Linked DNA regions of Homo sapiens: all the other regions are linked to region 1. A link is an interaction called in ENCODE POLR2A ChIA-PET data of the cell type or tissue named here. Cell type or tissue: MCF 10A. All regions are shown on one strand. Links, peaks and the distances in the headings refer to the core of each region. The heading gives the core; the rest is flanking DNA. Region 1 has its middle 42 kb from the start of LINC02889. Region 2 overlaps LINC02889 (long intergenic non-protein coding RNA 2889). Region 3 has its middle 93 kb from the start of LINC02889. Region 4 has its middle 130 kb from the start of LINC02889.

The links. ChIA-PET counts read pairs that join two places held together with the same protein. Peaks named below come from ENCODE experiments on the same cell type or tissue, not always from the same donor. Only the 100,000 strongest peaks of a DNase experiment are listed, where the experiment ranks them.
Region 2: POLR2A ChIA-PET joins it to region 1 with 5 read pairs; 2 of 35 experiments call an interaction of 5 or more read pairs at or near these places.
Region 3: POLR2A ChIA-PET joins it to region 1 with 13 read pairs; 2 of 35 experiments call an interaction of 5 or more read pairs at or near these places.
Region 4: POLR2A ChIA-PET joins it to region 1 with 6 read pairs; 3 of 35 experiments call an interaction of 5 or more read pairs at or near these places.

What each region holds. Positions count from the first base shown.
Region 1 is chr7:17,596,337-17,604,570 of GRCh38, forward strand. No RefSeq gene overlaps it. Among named protein-coding and RNA genes, the nearest start is that of LINC02889, 42 kb to the left of the region's middle. RefSeq lists an enhancer at 2,522-3,023. In MCF 10A, for the core only: no CTCF peak of the experiment used is centred there; a DNase peak (open chromatin) is centred at 4,125.
Region 2 is chr7:17,486,596-17,494,829 of GRCh38, forward strand. The region is part of intron 1 of LINC02889 (long intergenic non-protein coding RNA 2889); the gene reads right to left. Among named protein-coding and RNA genes, the nearest start is that of LINC02889, 68 kb to the right of the region's middle. RefSeq lists a silencer at 5,981-6,140. In MCF 10A, for the core only: no CTCF peak of the experiment used is centred there; a DNase peak (open chromatin) is centred at 3,616.
Region 3 is chr7:17,647,994-17,656,227 of GRCh38, forward strand. No RefSeq gene overlaps it. Among named protein-coding and RNA genes, the nearest start is that of LINC02889, 93 kb to the left of the region's middle. In MCF 10A, for the core only: a CTCF peak has its summit at 4,059; a DNase peak (open chromatin) is centred at 4,068.
Region 4 is chr7:17,684,949-17,693,182 of GRCh38, forward strand. No RefSeq gene overlaps it. Among named protein-coding and RNA genes, the nearest start is that of LINC02889, 130 kb to the left of the region's middle. In MCF 10A, for the core only: no CTCF peak of the experiment used is centred there; a DNase peak (open chromatin) is centred at 5,253.

The DNA of each region.
Region 1 (8,234 bases), core at 1,846-5,845:
CCTTACATACATATTGTTCTTCTTCATCTTTACATCCACAGAGAAGAGTCATAAAATGATACAGTTAAACAACTGGAAAATTCCTTAGTTGTCATCTACTTTGGCCATGCAGAAGAAAATAGAGAGATTTAAAAGAGAAATCCTGGGTAAAATATTTTACAAGGAAGAAATAGAAAGAAAAGGTGATTACATCAGATAAAACTGGACCTACTTATAGAAATGTGAGCCAAGGCCGGGCACGGTGGCTCATGCTTGTAATCCCAGCACTTTGGGAGGCCGAGGTGGGCAGATCATGAGGTCAGGAGATCGAGACCATCCTGGCTAACATGGTGAAACCCCGTCTCTACTAAAAATACAAAAAATTAGCCAGGCGTGGTGGTGGGTGCCTGTAGTCCCAGCTACTCGGGAGGCTGAGGCAGGAGAATGGCGTGAACCCAGGAGGTGGAGCTTGCAGTGAGCCAAGATCACACCACTGAACTGCAGCCTGGGCGACTGCAGCCTGAGCGACAGAGCAAGACTCCATCTCAAAAAAGAAAGAAAAGAAAGAAAGAAAGAAAGAAAGAAAGAAAGAAGAAATGTGAGCCTAGAGAACTGGGAAGTTCCACATTTGCAAATCAGCCACCCAAATTAAAGGGCACAATTAAGACCAACAGAGCTAACAATCAAATACCAAGTAATATGCCAAGTACTTCACAGGTATGAACTCATTTAGTCTTTAAAATAACCTTATAAGATAGGTTCCAAAATTATTTCATTTTACAGATAAAAAATGTGGCTTTGAGAAATATGACTTCAAAATCTACACTCTTAAATTCTGTCATGTCTACCCATAGATACTGTGGTACAGCACTAAATTCAGTTCTGAGATCCTGATGTCAAAAAAAAAATGCAGAAAACAATGATTATGTTAGCATTTTGATTTTCCAACAAATTAAATGGGACCTTCAAAAGAGAAAAATTTTGAGACCAAGATTCAGAAAGAATAAATCATGCCTGGCCTTATGTTACAAATAGTGGATGTATTAACAGGCAGAAAAGAGTTTTCAACATTTTTTTCATAATCTGTTTCTTGTATAATCCTCCAATTAAAGCTGAGGACACAGTGGTGACCTGGAACCCAGCGGGTTTTCCACAAGTGAAGAAGGCACAGAGGCAGAAGAATAAATAGGTCCTCCAGCAGAGGGTCCTTTGTTTGCAAAAGAAATTTTCCTCATCTGGCTCAGTTTAACTTAGGAAGCAAGCCTAACAGGAGAGAACAGAGATCATGAAACTGATTAAAGCTTCTCTTGTGCTGCTTCATGTTCAGGATGAGATAAATGAGATAAATGAGAATAAAATCTGCAATAAAACAACCCGTTGAGGTAGCAATATACCAATTAAACTAAAACTCTTCTCTTGAATTGGGTTCAGCTGCATCTGTGGTAATTCTTATTCTCCTTTCTTCCCTGCGCCACTGCAGGGCACAGAGTTCCCCCTGCACCATGTCCACACACTGCTTTTCTGCATTCTGCTTATGTTGCTATAATCCAGATAGTTATTCATTCACAAATATTTATTGAGTCTCCATTACATGGGGTCCCCAAAGCTAATGGAAGAGTTAGCCTTCAACAACTACCTACATCTGCTCATACCATCCCCTCTTCTCGTTACTATGAAAAAATGTTCTATCAAAGCCCAATCACCCAAGTTTGTATTCTGAATTTTTTTGTCCTCCTGTTTCTCAGAAACCTTCCTCATCCACTATCTCATCTCTGTCATGATCGTCAAGCTTTTCTTTTCTATAGGATCATGCCCTATAACATACAAACATCACTTTCATAAAATTCCTGTCTTTACCATCATCTTCTTAAAGTTACCCATCTAAGTGTCAACTCCCAGCTCCACCCAAGCTTTTTAAAGAGGTATCTACACATCCTTTCTTTGCTTTTTTATCATACAGTCTTTAATCTAAATTACTCTTGATCATGGTTATTTCCCAAAGATGGCCCAAAACAATTATGCTGGTTCTTGTATAAGCAGACTGCTCCTCAATTCAAACAGTAAAGTTTATTACCTCTGCCCTTGACTCGGGTCTGAACCTGTGACTATTTTGGTCAATAAAATACATTGGAAGGGCTGCTATATACCTTGACCTGGCAGCTTCTGCTTTTCTTGGAGTGCTCCAGGAAGCAGCACTCTATCTCAGAAACTAGCCACCATGCTCTGAGAACCCACGCTACATGGAGTGACCATGCATAGGTGCTCACCCATCTCAGGGCCTATGTGTCATCTATTTACTCTTCCAAAGAGACTCGTCTGTTTTCCTGCTCTACATCTCAGTAGTTCCACTCATCCTTCAAATCTGAAATTAAATATTATTTTGTAAGAGATGGCTTGATTTGAAATACTCCAACTCAAATCAAGTACCAGTATTGTAATTTGTCATCAAACATTATATTTCTAATCCATAGTATTTATCAAAATTTGTAATGGATATTGTATTTGTATTTTATATCTGTCTCCCCTAACAAACATAATCTTCATGTTTATGTTGTTCACCATCATGATAGGCAGCTTTTCACATGGCTCCCAGTGATCCACAAATCCTGGTATTCATACTCTTGTATCATACTCTCCATTTGAGCATGGGCTGGACCTAGTGACTCACCTGAAATAAATATGTCAAAAGTGATGGAATATCATTTCCATAATTAGGTTGTAAAAGACTGTGAGTTGTGTCTTGCTAGCTGACTCTATTAGCTTCTCAAGTTGCATGCTTTGACAAAGCAAGCTGCCAAGTTGAAAGGATGCAAATGGCAAATAATTGAGGGCAATCACTGCCCAACAGCCATCAACAAAGTAAATCCTGCCAACAATTATGTATGTGAGTTTGGAGGCAGATTTTTCCTCAGTTAAGCCCAGTGGACCCCTTAATTTTAACCTGTGAAATAGTGGTCCCAAGTAAGCCATGCTCAGATTTATGGCCCATGGATACTATGAGATAGTAAAGAAGTGATGTTTTAAGCCACTAAGTTTTAGGGTAATTTGGTAGGCAGCAATATAATCATTGTGTCTCCAATACAAAAAAAAAATAAATTTTATTGTCATGTTTAGAGCTATTCTAAGCACTTCATATGTATTTATTCATTTAATCATGACAACAACCTCAGGAGATAAACACAATTATTTTCCTATTTACATATGAGGAAAGTGAAGCAGAAAGGTTAACTGCCAAAGTTCACTCAGCTAAGTAAGGATTAGAGTGAGTGCTCAGATTAGATATTTTAATACATAATCATTAATTCATTCATTTAGCAAATGAACGAATAAATGAATAACCCTATTGCTCTGAAAAGCAAGAGAATAAATATTTCAGGGACTACTAAAACACTTTTAGCACTTAAAAAAATTCAGTGAAATTAATCAATGCCCATGTAATGGACTCTCAGTGTGTGTTAGTACTTTGTGGCCCTGTTGTTGGCATAAAATAGCTGCTCCCTTAATCCAATATGCACTGTAAATATTACGTGTACTTTATGCTATCTACAGGTCGGTTTAGGAAATCACGCAGAAGAATCTGGTCATTAGCCAGGATGTATGGCACGAGATTTATGGCTGAGACAGGTGAATCTGACCATTTTATTCGACATAAATTACCAGCTTCAGCTGTAAGCAAACCACTTATCTATGTTGAATAGCTAATGGACAGTTTATAGGATATCTTCTTGTTTCCCATTCTGTGCTGTGCTATGTAATGCCAGCACCTTCACACCAGCAAGTTGGATCATGTGGTTCATATCGGATGACTTCCTTGCTATGATTTAGGTGTGGTTTCCAAATAATATAGTTCCAGAATATGGCTTGACTCCAAAGACTGAGACCAGCCTGATCACACATCTTTACCATATCCCTTATTAGAAGCAAAAATGAACCCTCAACAGTGATCATTTCAAAAGTTTGATTTGAATAAAAGAGAAATGGGTGGGACTAAATTCTTCAACACTAATCCTATTTTACCTCCCGGGATTCTGTGGGTGTTTGGGCAGTAATGTAATAACAAATATGCTGATATGTGTCTGAAAAGAATGTTACATGACCATGAGTCATTATGCCCATTGCTTCAAGGCTGTTTAGGTAGCTGGCAGGAAGTAGTATGTGTCTCCAGAGCATAAAATTGGCCGCAAAGTAGGTAGGGCCTATGAAAATACTGATGTAATGTAAACATTGTATTTCTAAACTATTTACAAGGTCATCCCTACCCTACATGAGAGGTCAGCTCTACCACTAAGAGGTCCCACATGGACTTCTACAATATTCTTTGGGTTTTGGCACTTTTGCAGCACAGCTCACTTCTGAAGTGTGTGGGAAAGGCCGAATAAAGTCATCAAAAGAACCCTTGATTTAGAGTTCATCTGTGGGATTTTCATTCAAGTCAGTTCACTTGGCTATAGTTTACTCAAAAATGAAAATAATCTTAGACCACCTTTTTTTTTAGGATTAGCCTCCTTTCCACAGCTTGATAGAATTCCCAGTGATGATAAACTATCTCTTTCTGATATCTCTCAGGGGCAATTTCACTCTGAGAGACAACATTAGCATATCACCCCATGGTCACCTAAACTTGCCCAGAGATTTTTCAATATCTACACCTCTCTTCTAATTTACATCCTAGTAACTTCAAACTGTGTGGAAAATAAAAAGTAGCATCTCCTCTCCAAAAGTTTGGGGACCGCTACCCTTAATAAGAAAGCATATAGGGAAGGAATGGCAATCACTTATGTATAAATCAGTTAACCTGATTATCCACCTTCTACAACACTCCTAAGACAATGTGTTTATTCTTACTTATAGTGAGACTGCTTTAAATTAAGAAAGGGGCCCTGCAGTAGCAGTTAATATTTATTAAACATTAATTTAATCCTCACAATAACCTGGAAGTAACGGATTTTACAAATGGGGGTTCTCAAATACAAAGAAGTAACTTTCCGAAGATCACGTGGCTCACATTGATAGAGTGATTGAACCACCTTAAACCAGAGACTTAGCCACACCTGAATCTAACTCAAGGAAACATCTCATTCTTCAGCATGACAGGCCAGGTCAGGATTGAGAGGCTAAAGTTTAAATCAGGTCCTCAGCTTCCTTTCTTAGCATGTTTTTCCCACCTCAGCCATCCAGTCCTTTCCCACACTCCAATAAGTCTGTTTTCCAGAAAACACAAGTTACCAGTCAGGATATGTTAAGATAAATCATTGCTTTGCCTCCCCTGAGGATATTTGCATTTAAAACACCTTGCTCTATTTTTCAACCTAAAAGTTTCTCAGCAAGTTGCCATTAAAGAAATTTTAGACATCTATCAGCAAATGTGGAGGAAAGAATGGGCCAGAAATGTGTAATTAAGGCAGAATTTTCCTTCATGCTTCAGAAAGCACACCACATGGAGCTACCAATCCGCTCATAATTTCTTGTCCAGAGATTCCTACCTTGCTGCTAAATGAGGAATAGAAATTGCATCCAAGTCTGTTAAAGTCAGCTTTCGTCCTTTGGGGTTTTTTCCCCAAGTTGGTGGATGGGGGGCTTTTAGCATTCCTCAGCCACTTGGAAATAGAAAGACAGTGCACACATATCAACTTTGTGAACTTTAATTCAGGAAGGAAAAAGGAAATCTACCAGAAACATGAAGGACACTACCTCCTGAGGAGGAGAATATAGGCAAATGGCCCCTATATAGGTACAGCTGATAAAATTGACTGAAGCCCTAGTATGTGAGAGAGGCAGAGAGCCTCCCTCTATGACTCACCTTTCCCCTAAGGATCTGAGCAACCCAGGCCAGGGAGAGCATTTTGTTTCTCCTAAGCTCTGGAGCTAAAATGGGGAGAAGCTTGGACATACTGTGAGAGAAAGACATTGGGAAAAGCTGTAGACATTTTCCCAGGCCAGAACCAAGAGGAGAATGTCATTTTTATTCTGAGTGCATACAAAATCAGCCATTCTTCGGTAACACAGCATCATGGCTGCACAGGCATTTTACTCTTGGGCCAGAGATTGCAGCACCTGCTCTGAAGCAGGGTAGGGGCCTCCACAGCTAGGACTGTGGAAAGTACCTCAGGAGTAGATCCTGGAATTGTGCTCTCCCCCATCACAGGTGTGGAGTGGGAGGAGAGCTGCTACCACTGCAGTTTTTTGGGGTGATGAGATTTGCAGCCAGGGCCACCTTGGTAACCTGAAACTGGTCTGAGTGTGCCATTGCTGTGTGCACCAGCCTGCTCCACTGAGATCATGGTGAAGCAGGGCCCTCTCCACTCTACTCCCAGGCAGATCTCCAGGCATTTAGACCATTTCCTCACCTGGATCAGCAGCCTGAGATGGCCTAACATTGGGGCCCTCTCCACTCCACGCGCAGGCACAACTCCAGGCATTCAGAGCACTTCCTCACCTGGGCCAGCAGCCTAAGTTGCCCAACCTTTCCTGCACAGAGATCCTGGTCCAGGAGGGCCGTCTCCACTCCATGACCAGGCAGATATCTAGGCATTTGGAGTGCCTATTCACCTGGAGCAGTGGCCTGACCCACCCCACCCTTCCTGTGTAGAAATTCTGTTATAGGGAGACCTTCTGTGCTTCAAACCCAGGCAGATCTGAAGGCATTCAGAGCACCTGCTTGCCTGGTTCAGAAGCCTGAGCTGCCCCACCTGCCTGCACAAAGATCTTGGTGTAGGTGGTGGTGGAGGGCTTTCTTCTCTATGCCCAGGCAGATCTTGAGGCATCTGGAGCACTCACTCTCCTGGATTAGTTGAGGCTGCCTGCTTCTCTATGCAGAGAACTTGGGAATGAGGAGATTTCCCAACGCTACACCTACACACACCTCTGGGCACTTAGTCACCACCCACTGGATTCTTCCTCAGAGCTGGTGCTTGTGCCTGCCATTGGGGGACCCATAGATGGATACGCCTGGTCTGGCTCTGACCATCTTGGCCCCCTTTCTCCTGCAGCTGAGCAGAGAGCTCAAACCACTGTGTACTCCATGAATCAACCCATTTCCTGAGGCAACAGAGAGTTTCTTCCAGTAAACAAGGATCAAGTATATACCCAGCATGTTGGCCACAATCTGGCTGTTAGAAGCATGATATCCTGGCTTATAGGTTGAACTGCACAGCCCAACATAAATCCTGCTAACAAAAGTACATAGGATATAGAAACAAAGCCAAAAGACTCTACACAGCATTTTCTACAGTTACACCCTCTATGGAGGAGGAGAAAGGGAAAGGGAAATAAAAAAAAATTACAGGGAAGGAAAAAGAGAAGAATCCTACCTGCATGAAATAATTATAAAAATTAGAAGTTCCAGTATCTCCAGATAAGAAGGAACTAGTGCAAGAATTCTGATACCATGAGAAATCTGAATATACTTATGCCACCAAAGAATCACACTAGCTCTCCAGAAATGGTCACTAACCAAAATGAAAACTCAGAAATGACAGATAAAGAATTCAAAGCATGGATTACAAGGAAGAGTAATGAGATCCAAGACAAGGTTGAAAATCAACACAAAGAAACTTCTAAAGCAATCCAGGAAATGAATGAAGAGATAAACATTTTTAAAAGAATCAATCTGAGCTCTGGGATTGAAAAACTCACTTTCAACCAGGTATTGCGATACACACGTATAGTCCCAGTTATTTTGGAGGCTGAGGCAGGAGGATCACTTGAGTCCAGGAGTTCAAGGCTGCATTGAGCTATGATTGTGCCACTGAACTCCAGCCTGGGAGGCAGAGTGAGACCCCATCTCTAAAACAAAAAGAAGAGAAAAGAAGGGAAAAGAAAAGAAAATCTTACTTAAGGAATTTTAAAATACAATTGAAAGCTTTATCAATAAACTGGACAAAGCAGAAGAAAGAATTTCAGAGCATGAAGATCAGTCTTTCAAGCTGACAGATAAAAATAAAGAAAAAAGAATTTTAAGAAAAGAACTGTTAGAGAAATACAGGATTATGTAAACCAACCAAACCTATGACTTATTGACATTCCTGAGAGGGAAAGAGAAAAAGTAAACAACTTCAAAAACATAGTTTAGGGAATAATTCAAGAAAGTTTCCTTCATCTTAGTAGAGAGGTAGACATTCAGATACAAGAAATGCAAAGAAAACCTTCTAGATATTATACAAAATAAACAGCACCAAGGCATATAGTCATCAGACTGTCCAAGATCAATGTTAAAGAAAAAAATCCTAAAGGCAACTAGGAAAAAAAAGGTCAGA
Region 2 (8,234 bases), core at 1,668-5,667, 110 kb before region 1:
GGCTCAATCTTAAGTCCAGGCAAGAGGCTTTTGAGCAAGTATCAAAAAGAAGTACTTAAATTCTGAGCATGGAGCCATTTTGAAAGTTGGATATCCTTGTCAATTACCTAACATCTTCAAGTCTTCACGTCCTCAGCTACCTATGAAAATAATACCACCTAATGTTATATAGAGGCTGTGTGGATTAAATGAGAGAATAGGGCAATGAGCCTGCCAAAGAGAAGGCACTGCCATGTTCATGCCCTCCCCTTTCTATGCTGCAAGTCCATAGCAAATGCTCCTCAGTGGCTCTTACCGCTTTCAGGTCAAGGACTCTGGGAATTTTAGGGAATCTAAGGACCCACTATATAGAAAAAAAAGCAGACCCACTCACACAAAATGCAGCACATGATTTCAAGGGTTACACAAACCTCAGGGAGGATCTTCCATGGACTGCCTAGGCTTCCACAGATCAATGGTTAGGAAATCCTTGGTCAGTACAAAGTCCCCAGGGAGGAACAGTGAAAACAAGTGTGGAAAATCACAAGAACAAAGAGAGTGGGAGGTGAAGGATTGAAGGAAAAAAAAATAAGTAAAAGAAGATAAATGAAAAATGGAAGAAAGGAAAGATGTGGAAACTTGGTTCGGGAAGAGAGAATATGTAAGAATATGGACCCATTTGCAAGCCATTGTCCCTGTTGTGGCCTTAGAAACATTTGACAACAAAATGTACCCTAATCCTAAATATAATCAAATTCTAAAAGCCAAATTGACCTTCCAGATGTTGAGGGTGAATAATTAAAGTCAGTCCTTTCCCAGCCCCACATTCAGTGCATTATACTGATGAAGGTTTGCTTTTGTGCTTGGCTTCACTGCTTTAGAATTACAGAACCACCATTTCTGGAGGCTTCTTTGAACCACATTCACAAACAGATTAGCTTAATTATTTACTGCTTTCCTAACTCAGATGAAATGGTTCTGTTAAGGGAAAAAAAGTTACTCCCAGAAAAGACAAGACAATATCCAAGCCAAGTGAGAGCTCTCTGCTGGGTCTTTGCTGCCCTCTTTGTTGCCGTTTCAGCCCAGATTCAAAGGCACATTTCTGGCGTATCTGTTTTCCTGCTCTTCTCCCTTCCCTATTGTTAGCCTTCCCAAATAAAGGAAGAGGGCCTACTTCACCATGCACCCTCAGGGCTGGAGTCAGCAGACCCCAATATAGTGGCAGGTCTCCCGTCACTCTCACATGGCCTTGTTTCCTGCCTCTGGGCATAAGTAGAATTTTCTGTCAGTGAAACCACCAGAATGGGATTTTACCAGGGTTCATACTTCAACCCAGTGGTTCCCCACCAGAGACCATTTTGCCCCCAGAAGTCATTTGCAATGATTGGAAACATTTTTGGTTGTCATAACCAGTGAAGAAAGAGAAGATGGAATCTGGTAAGGAGGGGCCAGAGATGCTGTTAAACAATGCACAAGACAGCCCCCTAGCCCCCACCACAATAATAAATTAGCCCCAAATCTCAATAATGGCAAGGCTGAGAAACCTAACTCCAAAGTTAGAATATGGACATTTGAGAGAGATGTTTCCATCCGTAATTCTCTTGCCTCAACTCACACCACCACAGTATTTGTCTAATGTGTCTTTCTCTTTAGCTACACACTCAACTCTCTTATGAACCTCGAAACTTCATTTAAGTGGGTTCTCTAAAGAAAACAATATAGTATGCTTCCCTATTCTTATGAGTCTGGTGCCTAGGAAGAAAGATGACTGAAATAAACTCCAGGAAGGAATCCCCAGTGCCACTTAAGAACCAACTGAGTTCGAAAAGATACTTAATCTCTTTGAGCCTGAACATAATAAGACAGTGGATCTTGCAAGGGTGTTGGGATTAAACAATATCTATCTGTGTCTGATCCAGTGCTTGTTGAAATAGGTGCTCAATAAATGCTATTAATACTTAATATCAATCGACTCCAAAGTGTATTGTACATCATAATTAACCTGAGGATATTGTTAGAATTCACATGCTCAGGCCCCATCCCCAGAGGTTCTGATTTTCTATGCCAGGAATGTTTGTCTAGCATCTGCATTTTGTAGAAGACACCAGGTGGTTCTGATCTACCTAATCCATGGATCACATAGGACAAACGCTGTTGCCCAGGGGTTGGCACTGAACTTCCCCAAATATTCTGAAACAGACACACTGGTTCCTTAACCTCCAGAAAGGTGGCAACACTGGGACATTCTTTCTTGCCTCCCTTTTCTCTAGAATCTAAGTTTCAGGATAATTAATCTGATGAGTTATTTTTCCCAACATGATGCCCTCCTCTCTCTCTGTTAGCTACAGACTCATGGATGTTTTTATCTCTTATTCTGAAAAGAAAATTTGGCCAAATGAGCCAGCAGATAACAACTTGGGAAAGAGGAACTGATATATGCTGACTTACCCTTGGAGAGTATCACGGTGTCAAAAAAAAAAAAAAAAAAATCTGGCTTTAGTGTCAAACAGACTGGAGTTTCTATCTGAGCCCTGCCCTTTGCTTACCCTCTGAGCCTCAGCATTCTTAGGTGTAAAATGGCAATGCAAACACCTATTTCCTCCACTAGCAGGTGTTCTCAATTAACTGCTCTGCATGGGTTGGTCATTCTGGGATTAGTTCCTCTTGTATATGGCCAACAATACAAGTTACATATCCATTCTTCCTTTTTTGCTACCAGAATTCCAGCATTTAGTGAAGGGAGGGAGACAGCAATGTACCCAGTTTAAAAAAACAACATCCTTCATCCTTATTTGCAGCTAGGAATGGCCATATGACATAATTCTGACCAAGAAGACCCAAGATGAATTCAGCTGAGGGTTTCTAGGAAAGTAGTCTTTTCTGTCCCCTTCTTGTTGCTTTCTCCTTTTCTTCCTCCTCTTATTATTATTCCTCTTTCCACTATTGGAATGTGTGAGGCTAGGGGTGGCGTGGCCAAATTGCATCTGTGATGACGAAGGTCCATGCTAAGGATGATGGAACAAGAAGCCTGAGTCCTTGGTAGGGTCCGTAAAGCAGCTGTATCAGCCTTATACTGTCCACCCCTAGACTTGATGCTACTTGACAAAAATAAGCCTCTGTTTAAGCCACTGTTATTGGGTTTCGGAATACATACGACAAAACATAATCTCTAACCAAACTACTGCCCCTGGAACAGAAGTGCTTCATCCCAGCCAGAAGATCACTGGCACTGGCAACATCCAGCCTTTCTAGGTTAAGCCTCTTGTTTTTGTAGCTCTCCTCTTTGCTTGGACTTTTCTAACTTGGATCTGCCCCCTGGAATACTGTGCTGCAAACTGGTTTATTGGGTGATTTTTTTCTACCTGCTGTTTGCCCTAAAAATCTTTGCTCTATTTTTCTTTCTGAACTCACTTATCTTCCTGGTTCTGATGTCATTTTTCTGCCAGAACGAAATGGGTATGTCCCTATAAGGAAGGTCTTCAGAGCTGAGATTAGGGCATGCAGTGAATTGCAAAGGAGTAAAATTTAAGGAGGCACTCACTCGCAGGTCGCAAGTGAAGGGTTGGTGTGTTAAGAAGTTGAGTAAGTACCTACTTAAATTGCCTCACAAGCCTCATCCTATTTGCCCTAGACTGACTGTCCTTTCCCTCTACACCTGTCCAGGCTTGTCCCCACTACCGCCTTCAAGTTCAGTGCCTTTCCAACTGAAGTTTTTTACTACTATCTTTTTGTGAAATCTCTATGATGGATACAGTGTTTATTTAATGTTATGCAATAGAATTGAAAATACCAGAAAGCATCCGACATAGAATACATATCATTACTTTTGTTTCAGCTATACAGATAAGTATGAGGTGTACAAGTGCATTACTAGGTAAAATGTAATACTCTAAATTATAGTTCAATAATTTTTTTCAATTCTTTTTCCTGGCCTATCCTCCGCCTCCATCCAGGTGTCTCACCTTCTACTCACCATACAAGCTATCTACTAAATTTCACCTGAAAACTTAGCTTACATAAGCTTATATAACATTTAGCATATATTAGCTACAATGAGCTTATGTATGTGCTGCTATGTAATGTCCCCAGCCCCCCAAAGTCTAATGTTGTTCAAAATTATGGATTCCTTCATAAAGGTATGGACCAATGTATCACGAGTACTTAACAGCTTATCTTTACTGTTTATATTATAAAAGATTGTTCACCTTCTTATGACAATTAATATTTCCACATGTATTCCTTTGAAGAAGTGGACTTGATAATTTTAGAGTTTTGCTATCACAGTGTAGGTCAAGCCTGTATTTTTATGTTAGGAGCTTTTGGGAACATCAACCTAGATTTTCAAAATTTTCTCTCTGAAAGAGCCACACCTCAAATCTTCTAACGCTTGAGGTTTCTCAGCTCTGCTAGAAAACATAAAAGGTATCTGAAATTCTTAGAAGGACTCAAAGTAACAGGAACCTTGATTTCTACCGTTTAGATTGGCGCTAAAATCTTCACAAGGGCTTATTAGGGCTTACGTTATCTATTCCATTTGAGAAGCTAAGCATCACACAAAGCCAATAAAAAACCTAGGAGACATCTACTGTAATTCTATGTAACGTATGAAACAAATGAAATGTATTATCTGAAGGATACAGACCTTAAGACTACAACCAAGATGAGGAAGAAAAAGTGTATGTAATTGAAAATGCAGCAAATATATCAGAGTTACCCAAATAGCTGATAGAAGGTAAAGTACATCATTGCAAGATGTGGCCTAATTGAGCTAATTTATCACTTTTGCACCTTGGCATACCAAAGGCAATTATGTCCACACAAGTACCAAGGACAAGAAGATGCAAAAATTAAGAGAACATTTTTAAAATTTGGATTTCTGATGCTCGAAGCCCTAATTAAAGTGTTGTCCACTCCCTAAGTAACAAATGCTTGCTGTACCTGGCATATTTTAGGCTCTCAGTGAATGTGTGTAGAAGCAATGAATAAATATTTGAACAAGGATATGTAAATTCAGATACATTTCTCCTTTATTTTTTAAATTTTAGAGACAGGGTGGTCTTGCTATGTTGCCCAGGCTGGTCTTGAACTCCTGGCCTCAAGCAATCCTCCCACTTCAGCCTTTCAAAGTGCTGGGATTATAGGGGTGAGTTACCGCACCTGGCCCAGATACATGTTTGATCCTTCATATATAGCAAGCTACCAACAACAATTTCTGGATTTAAAAATCTAAAAGTATTCATAAGAGTATCTTTTCCATTCATTTGCAATCATATTGGAATTCAGGAGAGTCAGGTTCATATATTTTTTATTCATTTATATTATTCCATTAAAATGCTATCGGTAACTAATTGCTCTGTAGAAAGTAATTGCATTTGAAGCCATTTGTAAAATAAGTCTTTCATCTTTCAAGCAACAATTTGTTTTGCCAAGAATAAAACTCTTAAACACAAACACATTACAAATGGACTTTAATTATGTTCCAAATGTGATTTCTTTGCTTATGTTATTTCTATGTTCTGCATTTGTATGTAACTTGTACTTTACGTTGTTTCTCTTCTTTGTTCTCATGTTAGAGAATTTGAAAATGTGGATGATACAAAAATCATTATCATAGTGTTCAGTGGCCTGGTACACCTACGACCCCCAAATTTAATTCAACATTTATCCAGCATGTACTAATTGCTCTGCACGCACATTAATTGGGAACCTATGGTATTCTAGATGCTTCACGACATAAATTTATTAGATGCCTCCTATTGGCCAAGGTTCAGAGCTGAACTACATGCTGTTCCTACCCACACAAGGTTCACACTAATTAATCTACCATCATATATAACATGTGAAACAAAATGATTGGCTATTTTACTGCTGTTTCCCAGCTTCCAGTTGAATATTTAGACAGTTCATCTTGAGAAGCTTGTTCCATTTGTCCCCAAGCTGGATGGTTGGCATTGTGTTCAAAATGTTCTTGGGCTAAGATCATGCAAGCCCTAACAAGAAATGAGTTTTCCAGAATCGTCAACATGAAACGGCAAGTAATTCTGTGCTCACTTTTAGCGTGTGAAACCTCAAATGTCATTTTTCTAGTTCTCTGGGTTTCTGTCTGCCACTGTGTAAATAAAGGGGTTGGCAAGGTGATACTGACTACTCCTCCAGTTCGCATTCTATAGTTCTATTTAGACAGCTCATTTGATCACTGGACATTTCTATGTAAGAATCTATGAAACAAGCTTGCTGGAACCAACCTCTTAAAAAGTCCCTGCTCTACAAAAGATTATCATGTCCACCCACAGACAACAGGAATTCTTTTCTGGTCATCAAAGAATGTATTCTCCTTGTTTACAGCAGTGCATGTCATCTCTGGTAACAATGATGCTATAAAGGTTTCCAAAGATTTGCAGCAAAGTGTGACAATTTGTGCAAGGACTATGCAAAAGGCTTAAGTTCTATATGCATATAGGGTTATTTCCATCTCTATTTATTGATACACATGCACGTCTATATGTATTTATGCCCATATGTGCATAGCATGTAATGAGTTATATATGCATAGTGCCAGGACTATGCTCATTTTCACATATAATTCTCACAACAAACCCCAAAGTGTTTGTCCAGTTTTCCAAAACAAAAAACTGAGGTTGGCTTATAGATTGAACATAATTTGCCTAAACTTAACAGTGAGAAAGTGACGGAGCTATAAAGTCAAGTTTATCCAACTCTGAAGGAAGGACACTAAAAATTTACATTCATATAAATATAAGGATTTCACATGACATAAGTTGTTAGAAACTGGACTGGTAGAAGATTGAGAATTGTTTCAGTAAGAAATATGCAAATCCTGTAGGCATTAATTTGCTCCTGAAAGTCTACCATCCTTATGCTCATAGAGAAGCCATCTATACAGTAAGGCAAGACTAACCAGAACTGGAATACAATCATTAAGAAGCAACATATAAATATTGCTAAGCTTACCCCTTACTAGCAAGGATGTCATAACATAACCACAACAATGTAATGGAAAGTTAACATCTAGGAAAGCATTAGCAACAGCTTAAAACACATAAAACAATTATGATGGTTGCCTCACTTCCGTACTTTCTTTAGTACAATTTATGGCAATTCACATTCCACATGTTCTAACACCAGTACACAAAATAATGGCGAAATCTAGGTTTGTGAAACAGCATATATACATTGCTTCTTTGTTATTTCCAATATACTTATATAACCAAAATTAGTAAATTACTTTAAATAATTATGTCCAGTTAACTTCATACTGTTGGTATCCCCAAAGCATCTTGAGAGATGCAAACAATGCTATTAAATTAACAAGGAGCAGGTTTGCATTTCGCTATGTAATATTTTAGTGCTAACATAGGATTTCCTTAGTACCCTGCTACAGGAATTATACCTATTTATTCTGGGGCCAGAGAATTTGATGTATATTTAATGTTAGCCTAAGAAACATAAAATATAGTCCATACGATATCTAATGTGTTTAGTTTTCTATGCATTTGTATGGGTTATTCATAGAGATTTACCTGGAGATAAACATTGTATTAAAACATATGAAAACTTTAAGTTAAATGTTTTGCTTTCCAAGTTACTGAACTGGTTTCCAAAGGACTTTGCCATTCAGAAGGATGAAATATATAAAACACATACATAACCCTTTTAATATGAAGTCTAATCAGAAGGGTGGTAGTATATTTGTTTCTATAAGTAAAAAATTGTGGTCCCCACTGATAGGGACAGGAGAGAGGGAAATACTGAGTAGACGAATGCTACCAGGAAAGACCCCAGCCTTAAGCCTGGAAACCCACAGTCCTAAATGAGAACAGGCATTCTTGTTTTCACGCCCAAAAAGTTGCCTTCTGGCCTACTACACCCTTGATCTTGTACCCATATAAACCCCGAACCCCAAGCTCCAGAGGCAGATGAGCAGATGAATGGCAGAGCGGCATGGCAGAGAAGGAGAGTAGAGAAGAAGCATATGAACACCGAGAGGAGTTTGGCTGGGGACCGTCAGAGAGGAGATCGGCCACTGGACAACCAAACTCCAGGGTAAGATCATCTTCCCACTCCATTCCCCTTCCAGCTCCTCATCTATCCCACTGAGAGCCACCTCCACCGCTCAATAAAACCCCTGCATTCATCCTTCAAATCTGTGTATGACCTGATCCTTCCTGGACGCTGGACAAGAAGCTGGGTACCAAGGGGAGTCCACTAAATTGCTTAACACTTAAGCCGTCTGT
Region 3 (8,234 bases), core at 1,906-5,905, 52 kb after region 1:
AATTTTTGTAACTGAATAGAAGTGTTCATTGTTCATTAAGGAAATTTATATTGGCATTATTGTATTTGACAGCATGATGGACAAATTACATTTCTCTTGCTATTGTTCATAGTAATAATTGAGGCCATTCTTTAACCTTTGATTAGATAATGATTAAGAAATTCTTGAGATTATGTTTGTCAGAACATAAAACTGGAGATAATCTAAATATCAATAGGAGAATGGGTTTAAAAAAACTGTAGTATATTGATACAATGGAATATTAAAGGTTAAAATAAATGAACTAGAACTTCAAAAAGAAAAGAAAAATATTATGAGCTTAATAACATTGCAATCTCTCTGAATTTCCTAAGAGAACAAAAAAAACAATTACAGAGAAATTGGACTGGTGTCCTGAGAAAAAGCCCATAGACTGTTAAAAAAAATTAAGCCATCATATAGCTCTTTACTTCAGCCATAAGAGCCAGCACCCCAAATCTGTGCTGTTCAGATCTGTCCACCTTTCAATTTCATTTTCATGTTTAAGGACATGAAGCAACACAATATTGAATCTAATAAAGTGTGAAGGCTGTGCTTTGCGGCAAGGCAGGAGTTATTCCCACAAAACTGACATAGGGTCAAAAAGCATAAAGAGTTGGTATATATTCTATAATTCCCCATCTTTTTCCTCATAAATGGAGGTTATTTTGAGGCATGGCTCTACAAGAGCAAAGGCTATGTCCAGCTCTGTTCAGTGCTATTTTCCCAGTGCCTGCTGGTGAATGTTTATAGAACTGCTTTCCTACTTGTAAGCTATTTTACAACCTTGACACCTGATATATCCACATCTTAAAGCAGATCTTTCCACATCTTTTCTGACTCTCATTGTTCCCTATTCTGCTCCACCCCAGATCCCAGATTCCAGGAGTCCACCTCAGCTAGTCTGAGTCTCCCTTACATTGCTCTGGCGGCAGAGAGAGTCCTCTGATTTTTACAGAGGCCATCTGCTGCCTTGGACCAAAGACCTCTGCTCACTTGAGTCCTCTGGCATCAAGACTCTGGGAGTGAGAGAAGGGAGAGTAGAAACAACTGGAGCCATCAGATGGAAGGTAAAGCATGTAAAGGAGCATCTAAGGAAATATTTGCCCACAAGGCAGTTTTTGAAATGGATGTTGAAAGATACTAGGGGCATGATTGGAGGAAACCAGGAAAATTTCAAAATCTTTGTCTTTTAATGTCACTCTGTTTGTATAAAAGCATTTAAAACCGCAAACATTACACATATTGGGATAAAAGGACTATTTAGGCAGCTTTACAGTTAATTATACTGATTTGTCTTACCTGCTTATTCCCAATACCCAAATACGTGAATGTCTGTCTGCTTGCTACACAAGCAATAAACTATACTGACTGTATGCTCATATTAAGTTTCAACCAGGAACATAACCAAATATCTTGCTAATGCTGATTCTGAATGTTTTTGCTGACCATTTAAACAATAAACCAGTTTGACCAAAGAAGTTATTATGCAGTTGCAGAGATAGATATTTTATGCCCTCTTCTGCAGGATAATTTTTTCTTAAGCAGAAAATGTATAAATAATCTGCAAATAAAATAATTTTCATTTAGACTACTTCCATACATGTTTGCCAAATCTATCCTGCTCCAATCCCCCAGCACTACTAGACCAAGTCTCATCTCTTTAGTCTGCATTACTGCCACAGCCCTGCCTCTGAACTTCTGCCTACCCTACCAAGAGAAAATGTTTTCACTGGCCGGGCACGGTGGCTCAAGCCTGTAATCCCAGCACTTTGGGAGGCTGAGGCCGGTGGATCATGACGTCAGGAGATCGAGACCATCCTGGCTAACAAGGTGAAACCCCCTCTCTACTAAAAATACAAAAAAATAATTAGCCTGGCATGGTGGCAGGCGCCTGTAGTCCCAGCTGCCCAGGAGGCTGAGGCAGGAGAATGGGATGAACCCGGGAGGCGGAGTTTGCAGTGAGCCGAAATCACGCCACTGCACTCCAGCCTGGGCGACAGAGCAAGACTCCATCTCAAAAAAAAAAAAAAAAAAGAAAATGTTTTCACTTTACTCCTGTAAATTGATACAACAAAAATGCTGTAATGGCTTCTGATTTCTTTCAACTTCAAGCCACTTCCAAGACCCCAGTCCACTTTGTACATTTTATATTCCATTATTTCCCACTATATATGGAAAACACATTGTCTTCCAGGTTTAGAAATCTCTTTTTAGGTCAATTAATATCAATATTCCCTTTAAGCTACTCAGATCTTGCCTTAAAAGAACTGCCTGGTCAGTAAGTCTCAACTCAATGCCACTAGAGCTTCCTCATACAAGTTATTCCCAGCAGCATTCCAGAAATCCATATTTGGAGCTCTAAGACACATTGTCTTACTAGCACAGAATTCTAGTTCCCATCTTAATCACTTCATTCATTTTGTCCTTTTCACCCGGAACGGTATGCCCCCCTACTTCACTCCCTATTCAGGTTCTAAGGAAATATTTGCCTTAAAGATTCACCTTAAGCTGTATCTGAAAGCTTTTATATACTTCAAGTGGTAAAGAGTTCTGCCCCCTCTTGTAATGGTCATATGACCATTACCAAATATCTGTTGATCAAACACAAAGCCTAAATCATAGAATAGTGAAATGAATAGTTTTAATCATCTTAATCAAATTAACGTGATTTCTCTATAGCTTCAATTAGTATCCAATGCCAGTCAATCAATATTCCTCCCCATTAGTATAACTCAGAGATTCTCAAAATTAGCTGCTTTTCAAAATCAACGATGAAGCTTATAGAAGAATGGATATCTGGACCCCTCCCTAAGACTGTGATTCAGGAATTCTGGAAAAAAATAATCTAGTTTCAAGTAGCTCCACAGGTGTTTCTGATATCCACCCGGGGCCAGGTCATAGTAGTTCCAGCTGAGTGCTTAGTAATTGACCCACAAGTGTGTCAGGCCATGAGGAGTCAAAGAAGCCATACTAACAACAAGAGATTTAGGGTGATCTGCAGATTAAACCACAAAGCAAAAAGTTTTCCTTTACATGCCAAATTCCGCAGCCCCTGCAGATCCAATAATTCATAATAATTTCTTTGTAGATACAGTTACAAACTGACAACTGGAGCCAGGGGTTCCCAGTTGTGACAGCACCCAGAATAATCTGGAAGCAAACATAGGTACACTGACCCACTGAACTGGAAACTCTGGGAATGGGAACTGGAGATCTACATTTTTCAAATCTCCAGGTGATTGCTTAAAGCAGAAAGGATTGGAAATCTCTTTTTAGGTCATTCCAAATTAGTACCTATATTCCCTCTAAGCTACTCAGATATTGTCTTTAAAGAACTGCCTGGTCAGTAAGTCTCAACCCAATTCCACTAGAGCTTCCTCATATGAGATCTTCCCAACAGCATTCCAGAAATCCACATTTGGAGCTCTAAGACATAAGGAAATGATAAAGGATTCCTATGAAAGAAGACAAAAACTTGGTTTGCGTTAGCTGATACTCTCATCTTTCCAATGGTCATCACAATAATTGCTTAACTAAGTCAGTGTTATGGCACGAGTGTTTGTATATTGTTCTAAAATCTTTCCATTGGCTGTGACTCTAGTGTATTAACCATTCTTCTTGCCTAGAGATAACCTAATATCTTTGCCATACAGAAGATGAAAAGCAGCTGAAACCTTTAGGCTTCTTTGTGTAAATATATTAGCTGGGGATTCATATCATGAACTATCCACTCTTTAAATACCCTTGGAAACTGTTTTGTCTCAATTGCAAAAATCACTATTATGAAGCATCACTTTTTATTATAACACAGTAGATAGTTTAATGTACAGCAACCAAGAAAAAAAAGGAATATGTTTGCCAGTTGGTATTTTGCCCTTATTATATAAAATTGGAAATGGAAAAGGCAGCCTTGATGAAAACACTGAAATTCCAGTAAGTAGGATTAGTCATACTTTTTGTGTTCCAGGGTTAGATTTCAAACGGCAAGTAAAAATTCCCTGAGCTACCAGTGGAGGCAAACACTCTCAAATTAAAATAAAAAGGACTACACATATTTACAAGAGCCAAAGCTAGAATGAGTAACGTTTGACATTTGGAAGGCTGGAATTGCAGCAAACAGCTCTCTCCCCGAGGAGAAACTTCTCACCAAATAGTTGGCTCATTGTGGTATCTAGCTTTCTTTGAAACAGCAAGCCTAAAATCTTCAGGGAGAAGGCAAATTAATGAAAACCACTTTGGCTTAACGCCTCACAGGCTGGGAACTGTTGTAATCAAGTCAAAAAGCACAGGCCAACTGAGTTTTAAATTATACACTGGTGGGAGAAACTGGAAAGACATCAATGATAACAGATTGTTTACAGGCCTGGGGCCCCTCTTGTAGCCTCACTCACTCAGTGAGTGTCTTGGGGCTTTTCACTTCCACCATTAATAAGATCTCTTTGCTTGGGAGGTAACACTTGGACATCCTTTGTTTTGTACATTAGGATAGCAGCCATATTAACAGCAGCAACATTTTTTCAACATAAACATAACAGCAAATAGGTAATAGGATGAGTCAAGGATCAAAACATGTGCACTGTCGGCCAGACACAGTAGCTCATGCCTGTAATCCCAGCACTTTGGGAGGCTGAGGTGAGCCGATCACGAGATCAGGATATCGAGACCATCCTGGCCAACATGGTGAAACTTCGTCTCTACTAAAAGTACAAAAATTAGCTGGACGTGGTGGTGGGCTCCTATAGTCCCAGCTACTCAGGAGGCTGAGGCAGGAGAATCGCTTGAACCCAGGAGGCAGAGGTTGCATTGCAGTGAGCTGAGATCGCGCCACTGTACTGCAGCCGGGCAACAGAGCGAGACTCCATCTAAAAAAAAAAAAGTGCACTGTCACCCACATAATTCACAGGGACAAAGAGACAGAGAGGCAGAGGGAGAAATAGGGCAGACTTTCAGAAGTCCTAAACATGAACTAAAATACTAAGGTTTATACATATTCTTTATATCTCATAATCTTTCAGAGTATGTAATCTTACTTTGATTATGTAACCATAATCTTTCAGAGCAGTGGAGTATAAAATAACTGTTGCAGATTATTAACTTTCTTTAAATGCCAATGGCAAAAGTTAGCGTTTACGAGTTTTTCTTCCAAACCATCTATGCACCTCAAATAATCTCTTTGGAAGCCATAACATCTCTTTACAGCTCACGTAGGAAATTCAACTTCTCCTAAACCCCTCCCATTCAGATGAGCGCTGGGTAAAAGCTCCTAGGAGGCCTTTGGCTAGGTCAGCTGCCTTGCCCTATTCTGCTCAGCTGGGTGGTGTTTGTGTCTTTCCACAAAATGGATAAAGACAAGAACCGATTGCCCACCCTATCTAACAGTCTCACAGCTTCAAGGAGTTTCCTGATGGCCCACTGCTCCTAACATGTTTCTCCTACCAAGTCAGTCTATGACAGTAGTTCAGCAAAGACCCTTTTATTACTTTATTGTGGCTGCTGTAACAAAGTATCACAAAATGGGTGGCTTAGACAACAGAAATTCATTGTATCACAGCGCTGTGGAGGCTAGAAGTCAGAGATAAGGCATTGGCGGAGTTAGTTCCTTCTGAGGGCTGTGAGAGAAGGATCTGTTGCAGTCCTCTCTCCCTGGCTTGGAGACAGTCATCTTCTCCTGGTGTCTCTTCACATTGCCTTTCCTCTATGCATATCTCTTTGTTCAAATTTCCCCCTGTTGATCAGACACCAGTCGTGACGGATTAGGGCCAGTCCTAATGACCCCATTTTAATTTGATTACCTCTGTAAAGACTTTGCCTTGAAATAAGGTCACATTTTGAAGGACTAGGGGTTAGGATTTCCATATATAAACTTCAGGGGTACCAAATTCAGGCCATAACAACCATCTATTCATTCTTATATGGTGAACACTGCTGACAACATTAAGGTCAATTTGCACTCTGAGAAGCAAGGATGCCAAACCCACTGGGCCATGTGTCAGCTCATGAATAGTTTGCAAGAAGCTACTATAATTCTCACAAACTAGTATCCTGTGATGCTAAGTGAAATTCATTACAATCAGGTCACCTATAAAACACTTTTCTTCTAAATGTATGTGTGGTTTACTGTACGATAATATGAAAGAGTCAAACTAAAACCACACCTGGTAATAATCTGTGAATACAGCAACTTTGGCTTTTTCTTCAATCATCCTCTGCCGAGGTATTTATCCAGTTTCATTCTCCATTTCATGCATTTAACAATGAGACAATAATATAGCCTTATCCACCCTGTATCATAGGTCATCAAATCCTCTGTCTTTCCTAGCCACCACAACCACAAATTCAACAACCAATAATATGCCTATGTCCTTAGTAACACTGTTTTCCTTAAAAAGAATTCCACCACCATCCTGCTAAAAGATCCCCAACCCAGTTCACAAAGGTTGTGTCACTGTGCTTCATCACCCTGATGACAATAAGGTTGAAATCTCCTCTTATAAACCCCTTGTCTTGAGGCATAACTCAATTGATCCTATGAGGAACAGGGATATACTCTTTGAATAGACTGTAAACCCAATCACAGAAAGTGTCTTCCTCTCCAAAGAAACTAGTTTGACCTAAAAACCCAAAGCCCACATAGATAGACCTACCATGTTCTGTTAGAAAAATAAATTCAACGGAAGTGTTCTAAGATTGCCAGATGCACAGGATAAGACATCACTTAAAAAACAAAGGATCCATCATTGCCTGAGATCTCACTTTAAAGGTAGAATTGCCTTTACTTGAGTCTGCTTTCCTTAGCTAATCCAAAGTAGCCAAGGTATAAAATTGAACCATATAAATCATATGTGTTAAAATCATCAATAACTGTCAACTTCATGTGGCTCAGCCTAATTCCATGCTTCATTCATTAATTCAATTCTTTCAAAAATCCTTTATTAAGTGCTTTCCATTCCTAGGTCTCTATCCTCGGTGTGCATAAATCTACATAAGTAGAGTTTTCAACACAGTTAAGGAAAAAACCACTTCTGGCTATGAGATCTGAAGTTATCCTTCCTCTGTAAACAACTAAGAAGCAGAACAAAATACAGGAAATAACTATTTTCAGACATTGGACAACAGGCAACAGAGAACTGTGATCCCAGACAGAAAGGAAATAGAGTGCTATGACTGCCCAGGTTCTTTGCCTAAAGGCAATTTCTGAACTGCTGAGCAAGGAGGGGAAACCCAAACTGCAATCTCACTGAGTGGAGGAAACAAAGATGAGATTCAGGAGGATTTAGGTGGCTTTAATTTACATGCCAGAATACCCGAAAAAACTGGAGCTGATACAGAGAAAGAGTTCTAGAAATCAGCATAGAAGAACTCTAGAATCTATGTCTGATTATCAATATGCACTTGTAGAGTGTGAAACACCCTAAGGTACGGCAAATAATGACTTCTGAGGAAAGAAAATGTACTGAGGAGTTATAAGCCAAACAATTCTTAGAGCTCATAAAAGGCCAGGAATAGTTTGAGTTTCCACCAGTGAGAATACAAAGTCCTCATGGGATACATGTAGCAGCCAATGAAGACCACAGAAGGGCCAACCTAAAAAGTGAGTTTAAATTACCTCTAGTATAAAGACGACTCCAGCTATGCCCTTAAAATCTCTTTTTAAAAGATTCAAACAGATAAATCTTGTCTGCCACATGCTCCAAATGAAAACAACTAGATATAAGAAGAAGCAGAAAAATATGGACCAAAACCAAAAAAAAAAATTAGTCAATAGAAACATAGATGAAAAATATATCTGAGATGAAAATATCACTAGATGGAATCAATAGCAGATTAGAAGCTTCAGGAGAAAAGATTCGTGAATTCAAAGACAGCAGTAGAAATTAGGCAAAATGAAGCATAGAGAAAAATTACTAAAAAAAAATTTACAGAGCTCAGCGATCTGTGAAAGAACATTAAGAACTTTAACACAAGTAAAACTGGAGTTCCAAAAGGAGAAAGAAGTGAATAGAAACAAATTTTTAAGAAATAATGGTTGAAAATATTCCATAATTGAAAACTGTAAATGCACAAAGAGGCTCAGCAAACCTCAACCAAGAAAAATACAAAAACGTAAAAAAAACACACACACAAAACACTACAGAACAATATAACCACATTGCTTAAAGGCAGTAAAAAGAGAAAATCTTTAAAAAACAGCCTGAGGAAAGAAAACACATTAA
Region 4 (8,234 bases), core at 2,767-6,766, 90 kb after region 1:
CAAACAAATCAACAAATATAAGATATATTTAAAACTGCCTTATTTTCAGAAGCAAATACTGCTGCTGAAAGGCAACACTCCACGGTACACCCCTCTGCAACCATAAATTCATCAAAATTAAAACCCTTCTTTGCTCTTTCTGTGAGAATACTCTACATCTAAGCTCCAGCTTCCAGAGCAAAATGCCATAGACTGGGTGGCTTAAACAACAAACATGTATGTCTCATAGTTCTGGAGGCTGAAAGTTCAAGATCAGGGTGCCAGCAGGGATGGGTTGTGGCAAGGGCCCTTTCCTGGCTTGCAGATGGCTGCCTTTTTGCTGTGCACTCACACGGCCTTTCCGCAGTGCACTTTGCGTCCTGGATCTCTGTCTTCCTCTTCTTATGAAGGCACTAATCTTATCATATTAGGACCGCACCCTTATGATGTCATTTAACTTAATGACTTCCTTAAAGGCTCTATCTCCAATACCGTCACACAGGAAGTTAGGGCATCCATATATAAATTTGGGGGTGGGGACACAATTCAGTCCATAGCACCCCACTTTTAGAACCTTGCTTTTCTTTCACAAAAAATCTACCACTCTCTCAATCACACATGATTATTCACTGACTGCCTCAAATGAATTGGCAGTGTGTTTTCTAGTTCACTTTCTATCCACTTTGATATGGTGAATTTAAATGGAGAGAATTACTACTGATTTTTTTGTTTTGTTTTGTTTTTGAGATAAGGTCTCACTCTGTTACCCAGGCTAGAGTGCAGTAGTATGATCCCTGCCACCTCCACTTCCCAGGCTCAAAGTCAAATCTGGCCTTAGATTGATTCTCCTATCTCAGCCTCCGGAGTAACTTGACTATAGGTGTGTGCTACCATGCCCAGCTAATTTTTTGTATTTTTAGTAGAGACAGGGTCTTACCAGGTTGCCCAGGCTGGTCTTAAACTCTTGGACTCAAGTAATCCACCCCCCTCGGCCTCCCAGTTTGTTGAGATTACAGGAGTGAGCCACCACGCCTGGCCACTACTGTATTTTGAACTACAGGTCTCTAAATGTTCTCTAAAGATCCGTAAAGTGCCAAGAATTCTAAGCAGTTTCAGGTGTGAATTAACCGGCTGCTTTCTCCAACCCCTCTATGTCAGGGGCAGCCATAGATATTCATGGAACACATGGAGATTCTCCATCCACTACCATCTGGGTTACAAACAAAACACTCAAACTCAGAAGGATAACCTTGTTGCAAATGTGGTCACCCCAGCAATCTGAGAAGATGCTCACACTGACTAGTCCCCATAATTTTGATAAATTGAAATCATTATCCTGCAGCAACAAGAGAAAGCTACATCTTCTTCCTGTCCGTTGTACCCAGGCTCTGCTTGAGTGTAGTGCCATCCTGGGGACTTTACCCATCTCTAATAATATCTTAATACCTACTCAATCTGTTCACCAGCCTTTTTCAAAACTTTTTCAAATATCTTTTTCAGATATTCTATGCCCACTTATAGGTAGTTTAGTACTGTCTAAATGTTCAGATGTTGAATTGTGTCATCTGTATGCTACGCTGGATTTTAGAGACAGTTCCATGGCCTTGGGGAGTGTATCAGGAGAAAGCAGACTTTTAGCTGTAAATCACGCAATACCCCCCAAAATAGTGGCTTATGCAAAAGACAATAAGTTATCTCGTATAACCCACATCTGGAGGATAGCAGTGCCTGGCATTCACTCAACAGACTTCACTATGTTAGGACCAGCATGTAGGAGTCTCCTGTCCTCTTCTTGGTAGTCTGCAAAGTCAAATCTGACCTTGGAGAATTAATATTCTCTCTTATTCACTCAAAAAATATTGGTTGAACGCTACTATATTTCAGGCACTATGTATGCTAGGCTTTTCTGGGGAGTATAAATATATACACAGGCCTGCTTAGAAAGCCTTATATGACAGCAGAGAAAAACAGACATGGAGACCATAAGAACCATAAAGGAGGTATAGATACCATGTCATGGAGACATAGGAGATAGAATAATCACTGTATTCAGGAAGACTAGAAAAGGTTTCCAGGAAAGAGGCGATAATTGAGCTCGGTTCACAAGTATGAGAAGGATTGGGACATGGTGGCAGGAGATGGAGTACGCAGGCTGCTCCCAGCTGAATAAATTATGTGAGACAATGAACGTCACTAGAAAAGCATTAAGGACTTTGGGGGAAACAACTGCTGAGCCTCACACTTGTGCAAGTTGCCTGAAGACGAATAGGCATCCTCAAGACAGGAAGAAAAGGGAAAAGGGGGGCAAAGTCTCCCCTAAAAGTTCCCATCACCCTCCTACTTGTCTCATAGCCAAACACTGTGTCCCAGGGCCACCCCTAGCCAAAAGAGAGGTTTGAGAAAGTGACTCTTCAGTTCTTCCTGTCTCTACAATGAAGATGGACAAGGGAGAAAGGGGTGGGAGTGTGTGAGATTAGCAGCCAAGGATGTCTATCACAGCAAGTCACTTAATCTTTCTGGGTCCCTGATTTCTTCTCTGAAAATGGGAATAATGATGCCTTCCTAGCGGGCCTATTGTGAGGATTAAATGAAACATGAAACACCTATATGTGTCCCAGCATCTAGCATATAATAGGAGCTCAGTATGTTCGCCTTCCCTCCTAGTTTATGTTTCTCAGTCACATCTAGTTTTTGCTCTCAGTGATTATGGACCCAATGTGACATTTACAATTATGACAAGTTAATTGACAGGATAATTAATTTTGCTCTCATTAAATAGGGACTCTTTCTTTCTTTTTTTTTTTAACAAGAGAAAAAAAAGTTTTAATTATGAACGAATACGCATGCACGGGAGTTCACAGAGAAAACAATGTATCTCTAGGAGGTAGCCAGATGATTGAGGCTTATATACCATCTTAGGCTAAACAAAGGAAAAGGAGTTTGGGCCTTCTAGGGAGGGGGGGAGGTGGCAAGTTATGGGAGAGTGACCAAGAAAAGCATGGTCAACAAAGGTTATTTAGTAAGATTCGTTATGCAGGTTTACATCAGTACCTTCCCCATGGATAGAGTTGGTATAGTCCTCCTCTTCCTGGTCCTCCTCTCCTGGAGAAAGAGACAGGTTTACAAATAGAGATGTTCTTTATAAATGTAAATTTCCTTTACAGAAAGAACAATTTTCCCCATTTTTAAAGCTTTTCCTGCATCTGCTGGTTCTCAATGGCCTTTAGCTCAAAATAATCCATATGCTAAAGAGGCATACTTTGGTTGGCATATTCCAGGTCCCTTCAGCAGAATTTGAGTGTCCCCGATGATCCTTCCCATGAAAGCCAAGCTCTGCTTTGTATCTGTGGTGAGTCTTCCTGCCTTCCCCTAGTGATGGGAGATCCTAATGGTGATAGTGTAGGATTCTGGCCCAGGGCATTTTGTAACCCCCAGAGTAAAGAGTTTGCGTTTCCTCAGCAGCAATGAGTCTGTATCTGCCTTAGATGCTGCAAATGTTGCTGCCTCCTCTTCCGGCAGCTTAAGACTTTTGCTTTGGGTAAAGGATCAGGCAGAAAGGTGGGGCTTCCTGCTTCCCCCACTCCTACCTGCCACTCCCACCCCTGCAATGGTATCTAAACATGCCCTGTGGCCCTGCACTACCAAGAAGGCTCTCTCCAACCTCTTATCCCAATCTTTCTGGAAAAGACTCTTTTCTTCCTTACAGTAAGAGAATTGCCAAGGCTTTACTCTCCTTACCCCAGAGATTTTGTGTTGCAGGGCTAAATTCTGCATTGCCTGGTATCCAAAAATCAATGTCCAACCACCACCTTACCACATCTTCACTATTCTTTGATATTTATGCATAGGAAACTTAGCTCATTCAGGAGAATTATGCCAGATACTCTGAGAGGTAAACGGATAGAAGAATGGGATTAGAGTTGAAGATGTGGGCATATCAGAAGGAGATATACAATATTGATGGTTTCTGACGAGGTTGGCTGACCAATGCAAGAGGATTGCTTGAGGCCAGGAGTTTGAGACCACCCAGGAACAGAGGACAACGTAGTGTGATACCATCTCTAAAAAAAAATTTTTTTTTTTTATTAGCCAGGGTATAGTGGTGTGAGCCTGTAGTCCCAGCTATTCAGGAGGCTGAGGTGGGAAGATCGCTTGAGCCCAGGAGTCTTAAAAAAAAATGTTGACAGTTCCCTCTCAGGATCAGGAAGGGAGTGAAGCCTTTGCTAATCTCTGCAGTACAGCTTAGCAAGACATCTTACCTTGTCAAAGCCCATCTTCGAGCTTGGCCTAAAAGAAGTCAAGGTATTTGCCTTTAAAGAACCAAGTGGGCCAAGATAAATAAAATATCTATAGTAATTACTATAAACTCAAGCGGCCACAGGGCTTTCTTTAAATGCTCTGGACAATGAGTGGAGCTAGGGTCTTCATAGATCCTGGGGCCGAGGTAAAGAAAATAGAAATAGAAATTTCCACCCACCTTACAGAATGGGAACTTAGGTTAAATTTGATGTAAATAAATAAAAGAAACATGATATGCCTTACACCTTGTACTGAAGAATAAAATTAATGCCTCTTCAATTTATATGATACAATAGGAATGATAGGAGGCTCCTTCAGCACCTAGGACAGCCAAATACGAAGGTCATCCATCTGTGAAAGGAAAAATTCCCAACAAGACCTTCAGCACACACCAAATAGATTTAATTTATAGTTGACATTGGTTCACAGAACAGTCAAGGTCATTGGCACCTTAATTACAACACACTTGGCCCACACTCCTTACCCAGCAGGTAATAGCACTAACATGCATGATGAAACTCCTGTCCATCATCCAAATTCAAGATGATAAGTTTTGATTCGGTTACTGAGACTATTATCGTCTGTTTTATCTTGATGAAATAGTGACTACAAACACAGCTCCAGGCTAATTTGGAACAATGTCAACACCTAAAAAATTATCTCCTTGGAAGAAACGTGGGTAAATTAGAATAAACCTTTTATGCATTAGTAAGTATTAATGTACTTAAGGTGATTCTTGCTGGTGTGTGATTCCAAGATTTAAGCAGGAATATTTACATTCTTTAACACTCTTACTTTGCTCCATTGAAAGACTTTCCCTCAAGCTCCCACTCCTGTGTCCCCTGAGACTACTGTAAGTTTCTAGAGCTGATGAAACCACCTGTAGGGTAGAAAGACCAGAATAGGGCGTGTGGTTTAGCAAGTCTTTTCTAGAGTTATTCTTGGCCCTGAGCACCACTAGCATGGTGGGTGTTTCTGGCTGAATCTGTCTGGTTGTCCTCATGCTGCACACTCTGACGGGTGACCTGAGGCCATGAGTCAGCATTGTGGTAACATTCCTTCTCATTACACCAGCCATTCTGCTTGAGTAGTCCTCAGAAAAGGGAACCATTTTTTAGGTAGGAAAACAAGCTTCTCGTTGTGGTCTATAACCTCTTCTCTCCTCTGGGTTCAGGGCGGGAGAGTTACAATGCCCAGAGAAGGGCATGCCTCTTCCAGCCCCCTAATACATATAACCACATTTGATTCTCATCATAACCCTGCAATGTTGTTCCCAGCAAGATGGTCTGTCACAGAATCCTTGTATGTGTATGTCCTTGTAGGTCAAGGCTTCTTAGCTTTCTGCCATTTGACAATTCTCCCTTTGTATGGGGAACGAGTGAACTTGACATGACCTGAATACACAGAATCCCAAGGCTTGGACCATTCCAGTCCCAAGAGATAATTTATATAAAATAAATCAAAGGAGGAGTAGAAAGTATGTGATTGCTTCAGTCTTTGTTTTGTCCTGTGTTGTGATAGTTTTACCAAGCACATGGCTCAGAGGAGGACCAAATGAGAAAGTGAAGCATTTATAACAAGATACCATCACTGTAGATTAACCTGAGTACAAAGGAAGAAGGTGGACACCTTACCCTGGGGGGAAGCAGGAAACAGACCCTATACCTGGAGCTGGCCTGCGGATATCTCCATGTCTGCCTCCCAAGATTGTAGGGTTGACAGATTTACACTGTTTCAACATGTAAAACGAAGAGGTGAAAACTTCACCAGCAGAAGGCTGAGAAACCACTATGAGCAATGCCTGCTCTTAATTCATGTTACCTTAAGTATAAAATAAAAAGGACTTAGTTGAAAAAACTCCTACCAGATTCCTGTTTTATGAAATTCTGAATTTTTTTATGTCTTAATCAAAAAACCTAAATATTTTAGGGCATGGAAAGGAGAATAGATTCACCCTTGAGCACTAGCCTAAATTAGTTATGAATTATTATGTTTATTTTGCAGGTGAGAAAATTGAGGCTCAGAAAGTCTGGAACTTTCTCTTTCCTCACATCCCTTTCGACAGTAGGGCACACGTCAAAACTGGTCATTTGGGAACAGTATGTTTTGGTACAATTCTTCCTTTCTTTCATGGACAAGAGTAATATTAATTTGATCAAAATAAGGCAAATGGACTTTGGCTTTAATAGAATTTTTATATCAAATATTTCCAGATAACAATGAAGTTCTAATCTGCAAAAGCTGCAGGTGTTGTTAGAAGAACCATCCTTCTATGGGTGGGGTGCAGTGGATCACGCCTGTAGTCCCAGCACTTTGGGGGCCAAGGAGTTCAAGACCAACCTGGACAACATGGTGAAACCCCATCTCTACTAAAAATACAAAAATTAGCCAGGCATGGAGGCACATGCCTGTTAATCCCAGCTACTCAGGAGGCTGAGGTATGAAAACTGTTTGAACCTGGGAGGCAGAGATTGCAGTGGGCCGAGATGGTGCCACTGCACTCCAGCCCGGGTGAAAGAGCGAGACTCCATCTCAAAAGAAAGAATCATCGTCCTATGAATTGGAATCTTATAAAAATAGCGCATCAACCAAATTGGGACAGAATTATTATATATATACATACGAAGAGAAAAATGGGAGACTGCCATGTGGGTCAGTGCCCTCAGGAGTCCCCAGCCAGAATCCCTCCCCCAGCACCACATCCAACTCCTAACTGTCCACACCTTGGCCAAACTCTGGGCATATCTGGACACTGGGAACATGTCCCTTCCCTGCCCCCTACAAACCATCGGCCACATTTCCACAATATGGGCATGGTTCTGCCTGTCCCTGGCTGCTGGAGACATCCTGGTGTCAGAGCTCCTGTTGGCAGTGCACAGTGTTGACGGGGAGCCATGAGTGCTGATGTAGCTAACAGTGCTCACCAACTGGTATTGTGCAGGCCTCACCCTGCTAGGTTTGCCCTCTGAGGCACCCTGAGCAAGCCAGCTAACAGCCAAAGGTGCTGTTCCTGGGAGTCTCAGCCACCCAGTTTCTGAATGACCCCAAGGGTTAGAGAGATCCACAGTTTGAAGCACCACCACAATGCATTTGCAACACTGTGGTTGGTAGACTCCAGTGTAGGTATCACGGATAAGCAGAGGTTGTTTTACAATCAGTATTTCTGATTTCTAAAGCCATCTCTTTCCACTAGGCCCCAAAGCTACAGAGGGTGAAGGCTAAGATCAAAGGAGTGGTGTTCTTGGAAAAACCAGAAGCAGAACTCATAGCATCAACACAACTGACCACAAGAGCAACAGTGCAGCAGAAGAATGGCCTCCCACAATGTAAGTTATAAGGTGACAACCTGGAGATAGGTCTCATCCCTCTCATGCCTCAGAGTAGGGAGAAGATATCAAGCAGATTACACTAGGCCCCGCTGACATCTAGGACTTTCCTTTGCAGACTACTTCTATGCTCTCTGGCATCTATAGCTCCATGAACCTTATTCTGCTCATTTCATTTGTTTCTAATTCAGAGGTGGTCACTTTCAATTGCCCAGTCTTTTAAAGGTGGGGAATTTTTGGATGGACTGAGCAAAGCCTTGAAGCAAAAGCAAGGATCTTTCTGGTCCCAAATACAAGTGGGATTTGAAGGTACCTGTTGCTGAGTAACCTCCGCTGTTTCCTCTCTGCTCCCTCTCAAGAACAAATCCTCCACCAAAGTCGGCTTGGATCTCACAATGCTTCATCATGAAGACGTGAGCAATCTTTCAAACTGATCTCCTTCTGCAAAGTTGGGGTGCAAAAGTCTTCCAGCCCAGGAGGTCATTGAAACCTTTAGCCTAACTCTTCCCATATTCTCTTTTCAAGTTTGTTGTTGTAGCTGTTGCTGCTGTTTTGGTGTTATCACTACTGAAATATAGTTCATTTGCCATAAAAGTTTACTCTTTTAAGGTGTACAATTCAGCGATTTTT